Regions from separate parts of the Homo sapiens genome. Here region 1 is linked to region 2. A link is an interaction called in ENCODE POLR2A ChIA-PET data of the cell type or tissue named here. Cell type or tissue: MCF 10A. All regions are shown on one strand. Links, peaks and the distances in the headings refer to the core of each region. The heading gives the core; the rest is flanking DNA.

Region 1 (8,349 bases), core at 281-8,280, 58 kb after region 2:
ACAATCTCTCTCATGATTTCCTTGATTGGCTCTGTCATAAATCCTGTGAAGTCATGTGTACCATCTGGACACAGTTTTCTCCAGTAGAAATTTATTGTTTTAGGCTTGATGGCTTTCACAGCTTTTTATGTAACAATGATGACATCTTCAATGTAATGCTTTAAGACTTTCATGATGCTCTTTCTGAGGGTTCTCTTCCATAGCAATGACAATCCTTTCCATAGAGCACCATGTGTAATTGGTCTTAAAGGTTTTTATGACTCTATGAACTACAGGTTGAATTAAAGGTGTGTTTGGGGACAAGTAGACAGTTTCATTGTCTTTGTTGTTGAAATCATGGTGTTCTGAGTGGCCAGGAACATTGTCCGATATCAAAAGAACTTTAAAAGACAGTCCCTTATTAGCAAGATACTTCCTGACTTCAGGGACAAAAAATCAATGGAACCAATCCAGAAAAAGGGTCTCGTTCAGGTCTTCTTTTATAACCAGAAGACCGGTAGCTGGTGTTTCCCTTTTTCCTTCGAGGGTAAGAGCTTAGTGGCTTTATGTATAAGGGTAGTCCTGATCATAAACCTGACTGCATTTGTGCAACAAACAGTAGGGTTAACCTTTTTCTTCTTCCCTTAAGTCCTGGTACTTGCTTCTTTTCCTTCCTAGTAAATTTTCTTTATGGCATTGTTTTACCCAAAGTAGAGCACTTTTTCCTCATTAAAAATCTGTTTGAGCAAATATTCTTTCTCTTCAATATTTTTCTTTTTCTTTTTTTCCTTTTTTTTTTTTTTTTTTTTTGAGACGGAGTCTCACTCTGTGGGCCAGGCTGGAGTGCAGTGGCACGATCTCGACTCACTGCAAGCTCTGCCTCCCAGGCTCCCGGGTTCATGCCATTCTCCTGCCTCAGACTCCCGACTAGCTGGGGCTACAGGCACCCGCCACCTCGCCAGCTAATTTTTTGTATTTTTAGTAGAGACGGGGTTTCACCGTGTTAGCCAGGATGGTCTCGATCTGACCTTGTGATCTGCCCACCTTGGCCTCCCAAAGTGCTGGGATTACAGGCGTGAGCCACCGTGCCCAGCCCTCTTCAATAATTTTCTTAATGACACCTCTGGGAACTCATCTATAGCCTCTTGATCAACTGAAGCTGCTTCTCCTGTTATCTTGAGATTTTTTTTTTTAGACAAACCTCTTCCTAAATTATCAAACCATCCATTGCTGGCATTAAATTCTCCAGGTTTAGAGACTTTCATTTTAAGATGTTGCATAATGACTTCCTTTAAAAAAAATAAATTTAGTCTATAGGTATACTTTCTTATAGTAATCCTGTACCCACATATAAACTGAATTTTCAATATGAGATTAAAAAGTGTTTTGCAGAAAGTGCAAGGTTTTTATACTTGCTTCCACAGCTACTCATGAAGCAACAGCTTCATGAATTCCTTCCTTCCTTCCCTCCCTCCCCTTTTCTTTCCTTCTTTCCTTCTTTCTTTCTTCCTTCCTTCCTTTCCTTCCTTCCTTTCCTTCCTTTCCTTCCTCCCTCCCTCCCCTTTACTTTCTCTCTCTCCCTTCCTTCCTTCCTTTCTTTTTCTTTCCTTCTTTCCTTCCTTCCTTCCTCCTTTCTTTCCTCCTTTCCTTCCTTCTTTCCTCCCTCCTTTCCTTCCTCCCTCTCTCCTCTCTCTCTTTCTTCCTTTTTTCTTTTCTTTCTTCCTTTTTTCTTTTCTCTCTCTGTCTCTCTCTCTCTCCTGCCCTCCCCTGCACCCCATCCCTCCCCTCCCCTTCTTCCTTCCCTCCCTTTCTTCTCTCTTCCTGTCTTTCACAATGTGCCTCATGTTGAATTTATTTCTCTTGAAATGGTGGGAAACTGCAGCTATAGATCTCAGCCTGCTGCACGTATCAAGCAAGTCAACTTTTTTATGTAGTGTAATGACTTTTCTCTGCTTCTTGGCAGCACTTCCAGCATTGCTAGTGACACTTCATAGGGATCCAGTGGCGTTACTCAAGGTTTACAGTACTGCACTAAGCATGAAGAAAAATGGGAAATACACAAGAACTGTGAGATCATTTTTTTCTGTGACATGCAATTTACTGGAGATGATTAGCATCATATGGCATCTTAAACAGATCTCACTGCAATAGCAACAGGAGATGGCTACAAAATTATTATAGTAGTATAATATGTACAACAGTTAATCTTATTCTGTTATGATTTCATTCTGCATTTTTATGTTTGTTTACATTTCTCTCAGCTACAGCTGACACCATGTATGGTCTGTGTTTGTGTGTATATATTTTGATAAACTTTGACTTTTTATTACAGATTTTTGCATATTTTATGATAGTAAATGATAAAATGAACTAATATGTATCTATATTTTATGGCCTCATGACATACCTGACTTTCTCTTTTTTTTTCAATATTTCTAAGCTACTGAGGTTCACCTGCAAGTTTTTTCAAATTGTTGCAAATCTTTTAAAAATTCCAGTATATTTATTGAAAAAATCAGTGCGTAAGTAGACCCACACAATTCAAACCTAAGTTGTTCAAGGGTCAACTGTATTTGACATAAATATGCTGTATTTATAATATAAATATCATCTATTATAGAATAGATGATAATCTTCAATAGGTCAGATCTCAGAGCTTCCAAAAGTTAGACAGGAGAAATATATTCTTTTACCCACTTTATAACATTTACTCTTCAACTGCCTATGACTCTGGGGCAATAAATTTAGAAATACACAGATTAGCAACAAGGTTGCTCCTAGATCAAGAAGCTCCTGACACAAGCTATTACTATAAAGATTGAGGCTGGAAGAGACAGTTTATTGAGTAAAATTGGAGTTTTCTTATAATAAAGAAAGTGATGTTGGGTGAAAAAAAAATTAGGCATTTACTTCACATAGCATTTGAAATATATGCCCAAATTTTGTCTAAAATATCTAGCTGGAGTTTTGAGGCTACATTTGCTCTTTAGGTATAGAGTATTCACATGTGCTCTACTTTTTTCCCCCTATCTTTGGCTTTACATGTGCTTTGTTAGTACTAGCTCGTAGCCTTAGTTTATTATATTGCAGGTCAGATGTTACAGTGAAAAGAGTATCAGATTGAGAAACTTTAAGCCCAGGGAAGGACTATGTGACTCCTTTGATTTGGTATGATTCATCAAACCTCAACTGAAATTGTTCTAAATCAAAGGAGATTGGTGACCCTAAGAACCTATTTGGTTTTTTATAATTAAATTAGCCTTTGCTGGTCCTGAGCCCTTAAATTGTGAAATTCCTTTTCTGTAGCATTTCTCCCTAGGATCATCCTGAGTCATAGTTTCCTTTCTCTATAGACATTGGCATGTCACCTGTGGTCTCCACCAAATTGGTTTTGTTAAGGTTACAACATTTATTTATGTGAATATTTATTATTATTATTATTATTATTAGCTCAGCTCTGAATAAGTTTGAAAAGTGCTATCAACATTATATATTGACAAACACTTTTTAGAGATTTAATATGTGGTGTCCAATTGCAGCTAAACTGTCACAACACTTCACTGTCTCTTACGATGAGAAAAGTGTAATCTGTCTCTAAGAACTGTTTTTATCATTATAAATCACATATAGCTTTATTTCACATGAGTAAATTAAAATGAGGAGGTAAGCTAAGATTTGTCTAGGTCATACCTCATGTCTTCTGATTCTAAATATAATTTTCTTCTATCTATACCAATAACTTCGGTATTTTTTTAAAAAATAAGTGACGAACCGCTGAATCTTATTCTAAATATCCATGCATTTATTCATCTGCCATGTGTTATATATTTATTGTGTCCCATGCCCTATGCTTGGCCCAGACAAAAAAAAAAAGAAGCCAGTAATTGCTCTGAGTTGGCTTATAGAGTGCTGGTGGGATGTGTGAGAGCAATAAAATGGCAATAACAATATAGTGCGAGAAATAGAATAATAAGCCAAGATAGCATTTACTTTGCAATTGCAACATAGGGGCACTGAATTCAGACTGAATGGGTTAGGAAAGGTTTTCTGGTAGAGTGGTAGCTAAACTAAATCTTGAAGGGTAATAGAAATTAGCCAGGAACAAAAGGAAAGAATGAACATTCTAGGCAAATGAAGCAGCATAGACAAAAGCAAAAAGAGATGAAAGGGAAAGAAAAGGCCTTACATAATGATTCTTCCTTTGTAAAATAATTACATAGGTTTATGCTATATTTAAGAGGGACTTACAATAATCAAAAAGTAAATATGGGTTGAAAAAAGTAGATATGACAATAATATAGAGCCTGCAAAAACAGTACCAATCCCAGAAGGAAGGAAAATGAGACGGAGAAGCATGAAAATAGCTTGACCTTTGGTGGCTGGGAAGCAGATAAAGGTCTCTCTGTGGTCCCATCAGTACAAATCAAATCAGCCAAGGTGCAAGTCACCTGAAGAAACAGTCATAAGTCACCACATGCATTTATTTTCCCTACCACAATCCAGAAGGAGGACCAAATCAATTCAGAATCATGGCTTTGCCTATATGAGTGATAGCAGGTCGTTTTCAGTGGGCCAGGTCCAGCATTGTATTTATTCAGTGTTGAAATGTAGTAAGGGAACAGAGAATTGGTTGACTTCCAGAATTATGAAATAAAACATTTGGCTACAAAATTAACCACATGAACAAATGTCTTTTGAGGTTTGTTATGGTAGCTGCCTTGTGCATCAAGCCGACTTTGGGATGTATAGGATATTCATCTTATACTCCATCTCCTTACCTCAGTTGATGAAAATCATTAATGTCAGAATATACATGATATTGTATGTTTTGAAGTCCCGAATCATTTTTCTGAACCCCAACAGAAATTGATATCCAGATCACTATAAAGAACATTTGCTTTTAACACTAGCCATCTCAACAGGGAGTTAAATCTCTCCTTTTTTTTTTTTTAAATTCCCCTCAGCCAGTATTAACACATATCCTGAAGTTCTCTTCACTTACGTTCTGTCAGTTTCCTTTGTCAGCTGTGGTTGAAACTGGCTACCCAACTAGCTTTAATTCGGTTGTATTCTCTTAGCTCAGGATTTTATTGCTATTCCATAATGCCTGATAAAATGGGATGGACCCACCCACTCTGTCAAAATCTCTAAATTGGGAAGAAATATATCAAGTGATTTTCACTTCTCTATTCTTTGTCCTTCATTGTGAATTCTAAAGCAAAATTCTAAAATATGATTTTGAATCAGAGCTGTACATTACCATTTATGTAATAGCAAAGGCAATTTCTAATTTTAGTGTAGTGGAAATTATACTGTGTTTAGGATCAGAAGACCTGCTTTTTAAGTCTTAGAACTGAAACTACATGCTTTATATTGAGCAAGTCAAACCTCCCTGTTCTTCAAAATCCTTCCTGTGTGAAATAATATATATAGACTGGTGACCTCTATAGGTCTTTCTTTTGACTCTCTGAATGCTTAAACAAAATGTAATTCATTCAAGGCCTCCATTAATAAAGAGAAATCTAGAAACGAAACAAATCATACCATGAAGTCAAAACATCAAAACCCTTGAATAGGTTACATAATCACCCTAATGATGATAGCCACAACCATCATGATACATTATTTATCAAATATCTACATATTCACATCACCATGGTAGACACTAAGATATATCAAATAAACTAAAGAGATGTGGTCCTGGCTGGACTCCTAGGAGCACAATAGATAAAAAGAGAAAAGGGTTTCCCACATGAAACTGCTCCCTCAAAGGAACTATTTATCCAGCTTTTTCTTCGGGATGATTCATGATGTGTAGTATTCTGTTCACTTCCAGGTTAAGAAAGAATAACCAAGAACAGAACTGACAAATTAAGTCAGTCAGTGCCACCTGCAGTTGGAACAATGACATAAATCCTGCCACATTTTTTATGGGAAAATCTAATGGAAACTGTTCCGAAGAAAATCAATAAAGCCATCAAACATTGGGTACTTGTTAGATGTAGTTTCTTTTTTGGCAGGAGTGGTAATAAGATGAAATTCACTACCTTAGTGTATTTATTCTCTAGGTAAGTAGACAAGAGGAGAGATTACAAATTGAAATTGATTCAAAAAATGCATCACCATTTTTAATAGTTGAAGTCTATATAAATAGAAATGCGCATCAGTGAACAAAGGACCTAATGATTGGCATTAATAAAAAATAGTCTAAAAACCCAACTGTGCCTTGAATGGCAGGGGAATTAGAAAGAAATATTAAAATAAAGACAAATGAATTGATATTGTGTAGTGTTTTACAAAGCATGTTTTTATACTTGATTTCATTTTATCTTCAGATGATAAGAACAAGGCTAACAGTATGCCAATGTTATATGCTTTGACAAGGTAAAAATTCATAGACTTCAGAAACAGGAAATTAATGGCCAGAGTATTCATTCATTGCCTCATAGGTGTTCGCAGTGAGTAAAGGAACTCTTGTCTTTCATTAATCTTGACAAATGTATAATTATTACCTCTTCACATATTGTATCTTTTCTACTTTTAAAATTATCTTTTTCTGTAACTATAGGTAGATACATAGTAATCCATTTTAATTACTCTGCCATGACTCTTAAATTGCCATGTCTCTTTTCCTTGAGTTTATATATGCCAATAAATGTTTTAATTGCATCTGTTATAAACTTTCTAACATCTAGGCACTATGTTTCAGTGAATTTTAAATTTAACACAACAGGAATTAGCAGAATTGATAGATTATTTTTGATAATAATAATAGTGACAAAGTTATTCTCATTTTCCTGGGATAAAGTCTCCCAGGCTTAAAAATTTGGAATCATCTTGATTTTATATGCATCCTTACTTCTGTGTTCATTTAGTCATTAAAATTAATTATTCCTGCCACAATATAAAGTTCATGGGTTCTCAAACTTAGGTGTTTATCAGAATTACCTTTTCTGTGTCATTTCTCCAAGAGTTTCTGGTTCATAGATTCTCTGACACACAGTTGAGAATTATTTTGGTAGGGATTTAATAAATTCATGACAAAATGGCTCCGACATTTCTTTCTGCCTTCCTTTTACACCACTACTTTTTAACCCATAAACTGGGCCATTTAGATAGACATAATGGTAAAACCATTCTCATAACAATTCTTCTCTCTAATGTCCCTTTTCATTTATTTCTGCAAGCTGACTTTGGAATTAATTTCTTCAAATATCCCTACAACCATATAACTTCTCTGCTTAGATATTTTAGGGCTTTCCTGGTTGTCAAAGCTCTCGATATTTGGGTTTAGTTTACTTTTAAAAAATAATTTCCTACATCTTATCTGTGCAAATCTTGCTTATTTTCCAAGTGATTTATTCACCATCCCCGAACCTACTTTTTATTCCCCTTTACAACTTTACTTATGCGAAGGAAGATTTGAGTTCAAACTCTGACTCAGCCACTTTCCAGTTATGTAAACTTAGGAAAATCATTTTACCTGGTTTACTATATTTACTCATTTGTCAAATGTAATGTTTCTAATCTTTGACTTTCTTGCTCTCAAAACTATTAGCGAATATAAACTAAAATTGAGTACATAAATGTGCTTTGCAAAATATAAAGCACTACACATACACCCGTTCCCTTATCTCTGTATTAAACTTGCTTTCTACAATGGAGTATGTTTAGTGAAATCCACCAGAATTTATGGTGAAGCTTTTCCAGTTATTTCTTATTTGCTTGGGACACCATTATCTTAAGTTACTCAAAAAGTGGTTATGAAAGTAATGTCTTGAGTTCTTGCCAGTTTCTAATAGTTTGTGCATTGCTTTGGTACATGAAGTAAAATTTGGCTGAGTATAAAGTCCTTGGCTCATATTTTCTTCCCTTGGGTATCTTAAAAGCATTATTCTATTTTCTTCTACTAGAAAATATTTCTGTATAGATATGTCATGTCAATTGCTCTTTCCCCCATGCAACTATAATCAATGGTAACCCAAATTATTTTTATTCTCTGAAGATTAGTATACCTTTTGGTATATTGATTCTAATATGTTATTTTCTATAAATGGAAAAGTTTTCTTGACTGAAAATCTTATATATATGTTCTGATTTATTATTCCTTCAAGAACTCCAAATTAAATTATATATATATATATATATATAAAATAAACTAAAATCTAGTTCCTTTAAAAATTCACAAAATTGATAAGCCTCTAGAAAGGTTAAGAAAAAAAGACAGAAGGCACAAATTACAAATGTCAGAAATGAAACGGAAGACATCCCTACAGATCCCGATGACATTAAAAAGGAAATAAAAGAATGTTATTAACAACCCTATGTCTACAAATTAGTTAACATGAATGAAATGGACCAATTATTTGA
Region 2 (8,349 bases), core at 68-8,067:
GTCCCAAAATCTTCAAGAAGTTCAATAGTCCATCCTGTCTCAAAGCAAATGACAGGCATCCAAGTGATGGTATTGCCAAGGCAAGAGGGTTGTATTTGGCTCCTCTATCTGAATGACAACCTAGCTACTGTGAAAACCTGGGGATTTGACTTCTGTTATAATTGGATCAGATCTTTCCAGCAGCTCCTTCAAGGGGATATTAGTTTCATATGGAACCTGCAGTTCTTCCAATTTAAGGCTTTGATCGTACAAATAAATGTTGAAATGCTGATTCTGATTCTGTCATGCTAATAGAATTGGTGACTGGATTTGTATTCAACTGTGTTGAAGACACAAGGGAGTGGGCAAATAACTAAATGGCCCATTTACTGAGAAGGCACAGTGATGATGAAAAGATGGTCCAAGATTAAGATTTGCAGGAGATTTGCTTTTATTACTAAATTAATAGGCAGCCTGTATTATCATAAGATCTGAAGTTCTAGTGAGCTGTGAATGATCAAACTGCAGATTTCTTGAGGAAATGTTTTGCGGTGTTAACAACCTTCTGGAGATATCTGTCCCATCATTATTCTTTATCCACCCTGTGGTTAAGGCTGATGCATCTGAAAAGTATGTGGAATCTTCTTTCAAAATGTATTATATTTGATGACTATGCTGCAGCATATAAGTATCCCATTCAAGATGTATTTAAAATTAAACATGACATTTTGCTTTTAAAAAGAAACACACTTTTTTATTTCAGAATACTTTTATAGAAAAGCTTCAAGGATATTATAGAGGTTCCTTGTACCCTACACTCAATTTCTTCTGTTTTTAACATCTTATATTGTATGATACATTTGTCACACATAATGAATCAATATTAAGGCATAATTATTCACTAAAAGTTGTTCTTCATTCAGATTTTCTTAGATTTTAGTTAATGTCCTTCTTCTCTTCCAAGATACCATTCTGGATACCACATTATATTTAGTTTTCTTGTCTCCTTCGGCTCCTCTTGGGTCTGATTTTTTTCTCAGATTTTCCTTATTTTTGATGGCTTGACAGTTTTGAGGAGTACTGGTAAGACATTTTACTAGGACACTGGTAAGAATGTCCCTCAATTTGTTGATTCTTTTTTTTTTTAATGATTCCACTGGGGCTATGGATTTGGGGAAGGAAGACCACAGAGATAAGCTTGACATGCACTAGCTAGACGAGGCAGACCATGTTAAAATTTTCCATTGTGAAGTTAATTCTTCTTTCCCCTCTTTTCATATTGAACTGTGGAAAGAAGTCACTCTATATACAGCCTACACATAAAGACTGGAGGTGTAGGGAGTTATGTTCCACATCTTTGAGTGGGAGTATATCTGCATTATTAGAGATGTTAAAATTATTTAGAATTTTTCTACAGACAAGATTTGTTTATTCTCTTCCATTTATTTATTTATTTTTATTCTATCACTATAGACTCATGGATATTTATTTTCTGACCTAATATATCGTTGTCTATTCTGTTCTTCAAATTGTGTCAGCTTTGGCCATTAGGATCTCTTTTAATTGTCTTCTATGTGTATTTGACATACCTCACTTGTATCATTTTGTTTTCTTTTATTCTTTTTCTGCTGCTTTCTTACTTTTTGGCACAAGAAGATCATCCAAGCTCTTTTTTTTTATATTTCCTGAATATAAAAAAGTCATCCGTGGCTTGGATTTAATTATCAAAATTAAATTGCAGTTAAGATTTCAATAATCTCCAGTCACATTTTAATCTCCATTGCTCAACAATGTAAACTGTATTTGTAATCAAAAAAGAAGTTTTTCTCTGGTTAACAGATTATGTTTTTAAATGTTTCTGTCTGCTTACCAAATAAGAAAAATAATCTGGCTAACAGATTATTTTAAAACTATTTTTAACTTGGTGGGTTTAAAAAATCATAAGTGAATGTGTATTACTCTAATCACCTCTGTTCAAAGCCAAAGGACAAAGTGAGGTAAGTCTAATTAGGCTAATTCAGTGAATTATCATCTGATCGAATCACGACTGTAAGAAATTATCCCTGGCTAAGTGTGGTGTCAAATTATTCTATGAAATAATTGGGAATATGACCCCTGGCACAAAAGGCTAGCTGTTTCCAAGAACAGAGTTCCCAAATAATGAAAGAGCAGCAGCTAAGATTACACCCTGTGCTTTAATTTCATAACTAGGCAAAAAAAGATGTTCAATATCCTCAACTTATTTATTTCCTGACGGGAAATGCAAAATTAAAAGTGACTTTGTGATATTTCACTTGCGAATAGATTGATAGAAGAATTCTATGAAATTCTAAAGAAATACGATAGGAAGTTTTATGAATTTAAAATTTAACTTAAAGAGAATATTAAGGTTCCTTTAAAATTATGTGAAACTACTATTTTGGGCCAGGGGTGAAGAAGCCATAGGCAGTAAATTCCTTCTACTCACTTCTCAGTGTAATCCTGTGGGTTTATCCAGAACATTAGGTACTGGCTGGGAACTTCTGTTGGTAGTCTCATGTTGATGAATCATCTCTTGGGAACATATTTGTCACGGTTTAAAAGAAGATACTTGGTGCTTGTTAAGGTTCTTTGACTTTCTTCTTATTTTACTTGTTTTCTTTTAAAGGTCAACTTCATTTATACCTTTAGAGTTCTGTTAAGCTAGACTCTATTTCGTCGTACCAGTATCATTGATGTTTTTATTTGGAGGGCTGAGTCAGCAGCATTGTTTTAAAAGACTACTTCTCTTTTCTCCCCATGTCCCTTTACATATTTTTTTAAAGTAAGCGTAAGTCCACTAGATCTTAACTTTTTATCTCTCTTTCAATAAAATTTATGCTTTTTCTTTCGCTATTTAAAATAAATGTATTTTTCATTGTGTGTTTAATTCTAAATTTCTCTGATCTAACAGCTTGACCTAAAATATAGCTCTTATTTTTAGAGAATATTGTAGGGTATTTAATAAAATAAAAAGAGCTAACTAACTAAAGATAAATCCATGGTGTACTATCAGGAATCTACTGGTAACATTTGTTTTTCAGTTATTAATTCTTTTATCCCTCCACCCATTTATTTATTGTGCTGAGACCTGTTGTTTCGCAATGATACTGTGTGAAACACTACACTAAAGGAGTTGCAATTAGTACAACTGTGAGGCAATTCTTGCATAAACAAGACAGATAGCTTACTTTCTAATGGAGATCAGCATGAGCATATTTCTAAAAGGTCGGATATATATTATGTACCAGATGAGTGATACAAAAAAAATCAGTGCTATAGACAGGCAGACAGAGTTTTTATTGAGATTCAGGCAGTCTGATCAGGTCAGATATACAACATAAAATGGCACTTGAGGTAATCCTTAAGGGGTAGATTCGAATTTAAAAGATTGAGAAAGAAGCATGGATTCAAGAGTTTATGCATTTACTCATTCATGGGTTTAGAAAGTTTTCAGTAAACATTTGAGTGAAGGGCATTCCACTAGTTCTGAAGCATAAGGCAAGGTCTTTATGTGAGGAAATGTTGATGATCCAGTTTTTATGAAGAATCAGATTTATGTTACAGTGAAATGTGGCTAGAATTTGAAGTTGGGTAATGGTCATGTAAGAAGTTGAAGCCAGAGTTAGGAGGAGTCCAAATATTAATTAGTGGATCTTAACTGATTTTGGTCAAGAGATGATGGCAAATCTTACACCTCAAAGAGGGATAAAGAAAGTGATGATATCAGAAATTTGGTTTATGAAGATTTCTGTCACATTGCTGTAGAAAACAGGGAATTTATGAGAAATGAATAAGAGGCTTCCCAAGGAATTTCCCAGAGAACTGATAGCATGAAGTTTTATTAGATACAAGGAAACAGTTTTTGCTCATTAGCAGCCATACACTAGAAACAGAGAAAATATGAAGTAAAAACGACCCAGAGTTGGAAAGGAGCTTGTTAGACATGGAAGAGAATGAGGAGTCATCTTGGAAAACTCAACAAGGAAAATATGGAAAGGGAACAAAAAGTAGGTGGGTTCAAGGAACTCAAGAGCTTAATGAGGTGGTTTTTGAAAGGAGGAAGGATCGACTGATAGACGTGGCGCTATGTGTGTAGTATACTGTGATGGTTAATTTTATGTGTCCACTTAACTAGGTTATGGTGTCCAGGTATTTGATCAAATACCAGTCTAGATGTTGCTGTGGATACACTTTTTAGATGCGATTAACTGTTAAATCAATAGACTTTGAGTAAAGCCAGTTACCCACCATAAACTGGATGAGATTCATACTCAGTTGAAGGCCTTAAGACAAATCAATGAGGCTCCCCAAGGAAGAAGAAATTCTGCTAGAGGACATTTGGTTTATTTCATTGCTATAAACAGTGCTCCTATAAATATTTATATGCAAGTGTTAGTGTGATGATAGATTTTCATTTTTCTTGGGTAAATACCTGTGAATGAAACTGCTAAATTATGTAAGTGTCTGTTTGTAGAAACCTACCAATCTGTTTTCCAAAGTGGCTGTCAAGTTTTAAATTCCCACAAACAATGTCTGAGAATTCTGATTTCTTCATATTCTTACCAATACTTGGTATTGTCAGTGTTTTTTTTTAATTCAACTATTCTAGTGTATGTGTAGCAGCATCTTATTATGTAATTGGTTTGCATTTTTCTAATAATTAGCAAAGGTTAGCATTTTTTCATGTACTTATTTGCTATTTGTGTACCTTCTTTAGAAAAGCATCTATTCCAATATTTATCCAAGTGGTAGCATAATTAGTAATTGTTATTAGTGGTAATATTTATTATTATTACTTAAATATTGAAGCTTCTTTTCTCTAATAGTAATATAGCCACTCCAGTAAACTGTAATTTTTTTGCATGGAACATCTTTTTACATGCTGTCCTATCAATTTGTGACTTTGTATTTAAAGTACATCTCTCGTTGAAAACATCTAGTTGAATATTTTTTTCTATACAGTCTGACATTCTCTGCCTTTGCTTGAAATATTTATTCAATTCATGTTTAATATAATAATAGGTAAGGTTGGATTTAGGTTGGACATTTTGCTTTATTCTATTTAACTATTTTTGTTTCTCTATTCATCCTCTATTACTTCTTTTTTGGTAAACAAACTTTTTTACTTTGCCATTTTAACTCTTCTGACACTTAGGTGTGTAACTTTCAGTGTTTGATTACTCTAGGAGTTAAAATATGCGTCTGTAATGTAATACAATCTTCAAGTTAGCACTGACTTCATTTCCAATAAAATATAGCAACTTGTCTCTGTATAGCTCCATTTTTTTCTCTTTCTATTATTATTGACATATATATCGTGTTTGTATACATTATAGAAACAACAATTGAGTGGGGTTTTTTTGGATTTTAATTATAATATGTTTAAATTAACGAGAAAAAGATAATACCTACGTACACCTACACAAAATCTTTTATCTATGTATTCATCATTTTTTCCTGTGGTTTTTAGTTACCATTTGATGCCCCTTCTTTTCCATCTGATGAAATTTTAAAATTATTTCTTGAAAGGAAAGTGTATAGCAACAAATTCTGTTTTTGTTTTTGTTTTCTAAACCCGGAAATGTCTTTATTTTGTGATGAATAATTTTGACACAAAATATTTAGTTGACATTTTCTTTTACTTCAGGACTTTTTAATATGTTACTATCTCCTGGATTCCATTGTTCTGATAAGTCTGCCTTTAACCTCATTATTGTCCTTCTCTACATGATGAATTATAGCTGTCTTGATACTTTTAAAATTTTTGTTTTGTTTTCTTTTAACCTTTGTCTTTTAGGAATTTTACTATAATATTTCTAGGTATACTTTTCTTTGTGTTATCCTATTTGGGGTTTGTTGAGATCCTTGGATCTATATAGTTAATGTTTCTGACCAAATTTGGTAAAGTTCTGGCCATTTCTTTCAAAATAATTTTTCTGCCTCTCTCTTTCTCAACCTCTTTTCCTGGAATTCCAGATACACATATGTTAGGGTGATTGATATTATCCCAGACATCTCTGAAGTAATGTTTATTTTTTAACGTTTTCTATTTTATTGGATAAAATAATTTATATTTGTTTATTTTCAAAGGTATGAATCTTCTATTATTTCAAATCTACTATTGAGTTCATTGAGTAATTTTTAAATTTAATTTATTATGCTTTCCAGCTCTAAATTTTCTACTGGGTTCTTTTTTATACTTTATATTCCTCAATAGAGATCCTCTATTTGTTGTCTCATTGTTATGATATTTCCCTTTAATATTTTAGCTATTCTTTCTTTAATTATTTGAACATACTTATCAGTCCTACTTTAAAGTCTTTGTCTGCTGAATCTAATATCCATGCCCACTCGAAGTCAATTTCTTTTGATTTTTTTTCTGAACTATGCAGCACACATTTTTGCTTATTTACATGTCTGGCATTTTTTGTTTGCAATTAGTATGATAAGTAATATGTGACAGTGACTAGATTCTGTTCTGTTTTAGGGTTGTTGATTTTTAAAATAATAAATAGGCCATTTTTAGTATAGTCTTAGATTTACAAAATAATTAAGCAGGTATTACAAAGAGTTGCATACATTCAAACCCCATTCTCTACCATGACTGTCACCGTTTCCCACGTTACTGACATCTTGCAGTAGGATGGTACCTTTGTTATAATTAATGAACTAATGCTGATATATTATTATTAGCTAAAATTCATAGTTTATATTAAGGTCATTCTTTGTGCTGTAAAGTTCTACAGGGCTTGACAAATGCATAATAATATATATTAACCATTACAGTTTTATACAGGATGGTTTCACCATCCTAAAAAATACCATGTACTTCACCTACTTATCCTTCTCCTCCCTCTCTGCTGACTGCCACTGATCTAAAAATATCTGTAAAACTGATTCATTAAAAATTGCAAAATTGTAAAAGTGATCCATTAAATACTGTAAGTGAAAATGATTTCTATAGTTTTGCCTTTTCAAAAATTTCATATAATTGAAATCATATAGCATGGAGCCTTTTCAGACTGGCTTCTTTCACTTTACAGTATACATCTACATTGTTTTCATGTCTTTTCATGGTTTATAGCACATGTGTTTTGTGTTGCTTTTATTATTTTTAATTGAAACATAATTTTACATATTTATGGAGTATAGCATAACATTTTAATACATGTGTACAATGTACAATGATCAAACAAGGGTAATTAGCGTATCCAGCAACTCAAGCATGTATCCATTTTAATGTAAATATTCAAAATCCACTCTTCTAGCTATATGAAAATAAACAATAAATTGTTAATTATACTCACCCAATAGTGCTATTGAACACTGGCAGGTTTCTTTTTATTGCTCAATATTTCTTTCCATAAATGCACTACAGTTTGTCTCTTCATCCTCTATTATAGAACATCTTGGTTTCTTTAAGTTTTTGGCATTTATGAATAAAGCTGCTCTAAACATTTATGTGCAGGTTTTTGTGTGGACATAAATTTTCAAAACTGGGTAAATACCTAGGAATATGGTGGCTGGATCATATGGTAAAATTACTTTTAACTTTAAAAGAAACTACCAAACTGTCTTCCAAAATAGTTGAGCTATTTGCATTGCTGCCAGCCATGATTGAGTGTTCCTGTTGCTCAGCATTCTCACTGGCATTTGGTATCATGTTTGCTTGTTTGTTTTTAATTTTAGCAACTCTACTAGGTGTGTAATGGTATTTCATTACTGTTTTGTTTATAATTTCTTAAAGATACTTCATATGAGGTATCTTTTCCTATGCTTATATGTCATCTGTATAATTTTCTTTACTGAGCTCTATTCAGATCTTTTGCCCATTCTTAATTGTGTTGTGTGTTTTTTGTTGAGTTTTTGAGTTCTTTGTATATAATTGTATACAAATTCATTATCTGATATATTTTACAAATGATTTCTCCCAGTCTGTGACTTGTTTCCTTATTCTTTTAACAATGAGCAGGAGTTTTTAATTTTAATAACATCTAAATTATCAATTTCTTCTTCCATGATTAGTGCTTTTTGTGTTCTATCTACAAACTCATCACCAAATCTGGTTGCATGAATTTTACCCCACTTTATCTTCCACAAGTATAATAAGTTTGCATTTTGTACTTAGGTTTGAGATCCATTTGAGTTAATTTTTTTTGCAAAGGACATAAAATGCCTATCTGGCTGTTTTTTATTTTGTTTAGTTCTGTTTTGCCTATGGATGTCCAGTTGTTTCAGCACCATTTGTTGAAAAGACTATCCATTCTCTTTTGGAATTGCCATTACTCCTTTGTTAAAGATCAGTTGACTATATTTTGGTGGGTCTATTTCTGGGCTATCTATTCCATC

The links. Peaks named below come from ENCODE experiments on the same cell type or tissue, not always from the same donor. Only the 100,000 strongest peaks of a DNase experiment are listed, where the experiment ranks them.
Region 1: POLR2A ChIA-PET joins it to region 2 with 26 read pairs; 2 of 35 experiments call an interaction of 5 or more read pairs at or near these places.

The regions. Positions count from the first base shown.
Region 1 is chr7:19,616,103-19,624,451 of GRCh38, forward strand. All of the region lies in intron 4 of LOC105375180 (a long non-coding RNA gene), which reads left to right. Among named protein-coding and RNA genes, the nearest start is that of MIR3146, 85 kb to the right of the region's middle. In MCF 10A, for the core only: a CTCF peak has its summit at 5,875 (motif pointing left); DNase peaks (open chromatin) are centred at 3,209, 4,609 and 5,819.
Region 2 is chr7:19,558,166-19,566,514 of GRCh38, forward strand. No RefSeq gene overlaps it. Among named protein-coding and RNA genes, the nearest start is that of MIR3146, 140 kb to the right of the region's middle. In MCF 10A, for the core only: no CTCF peak of the experiment used is centred there; DNase peaks (open chromatin) are centred at 576, 2,146, 2,496 and 3,136.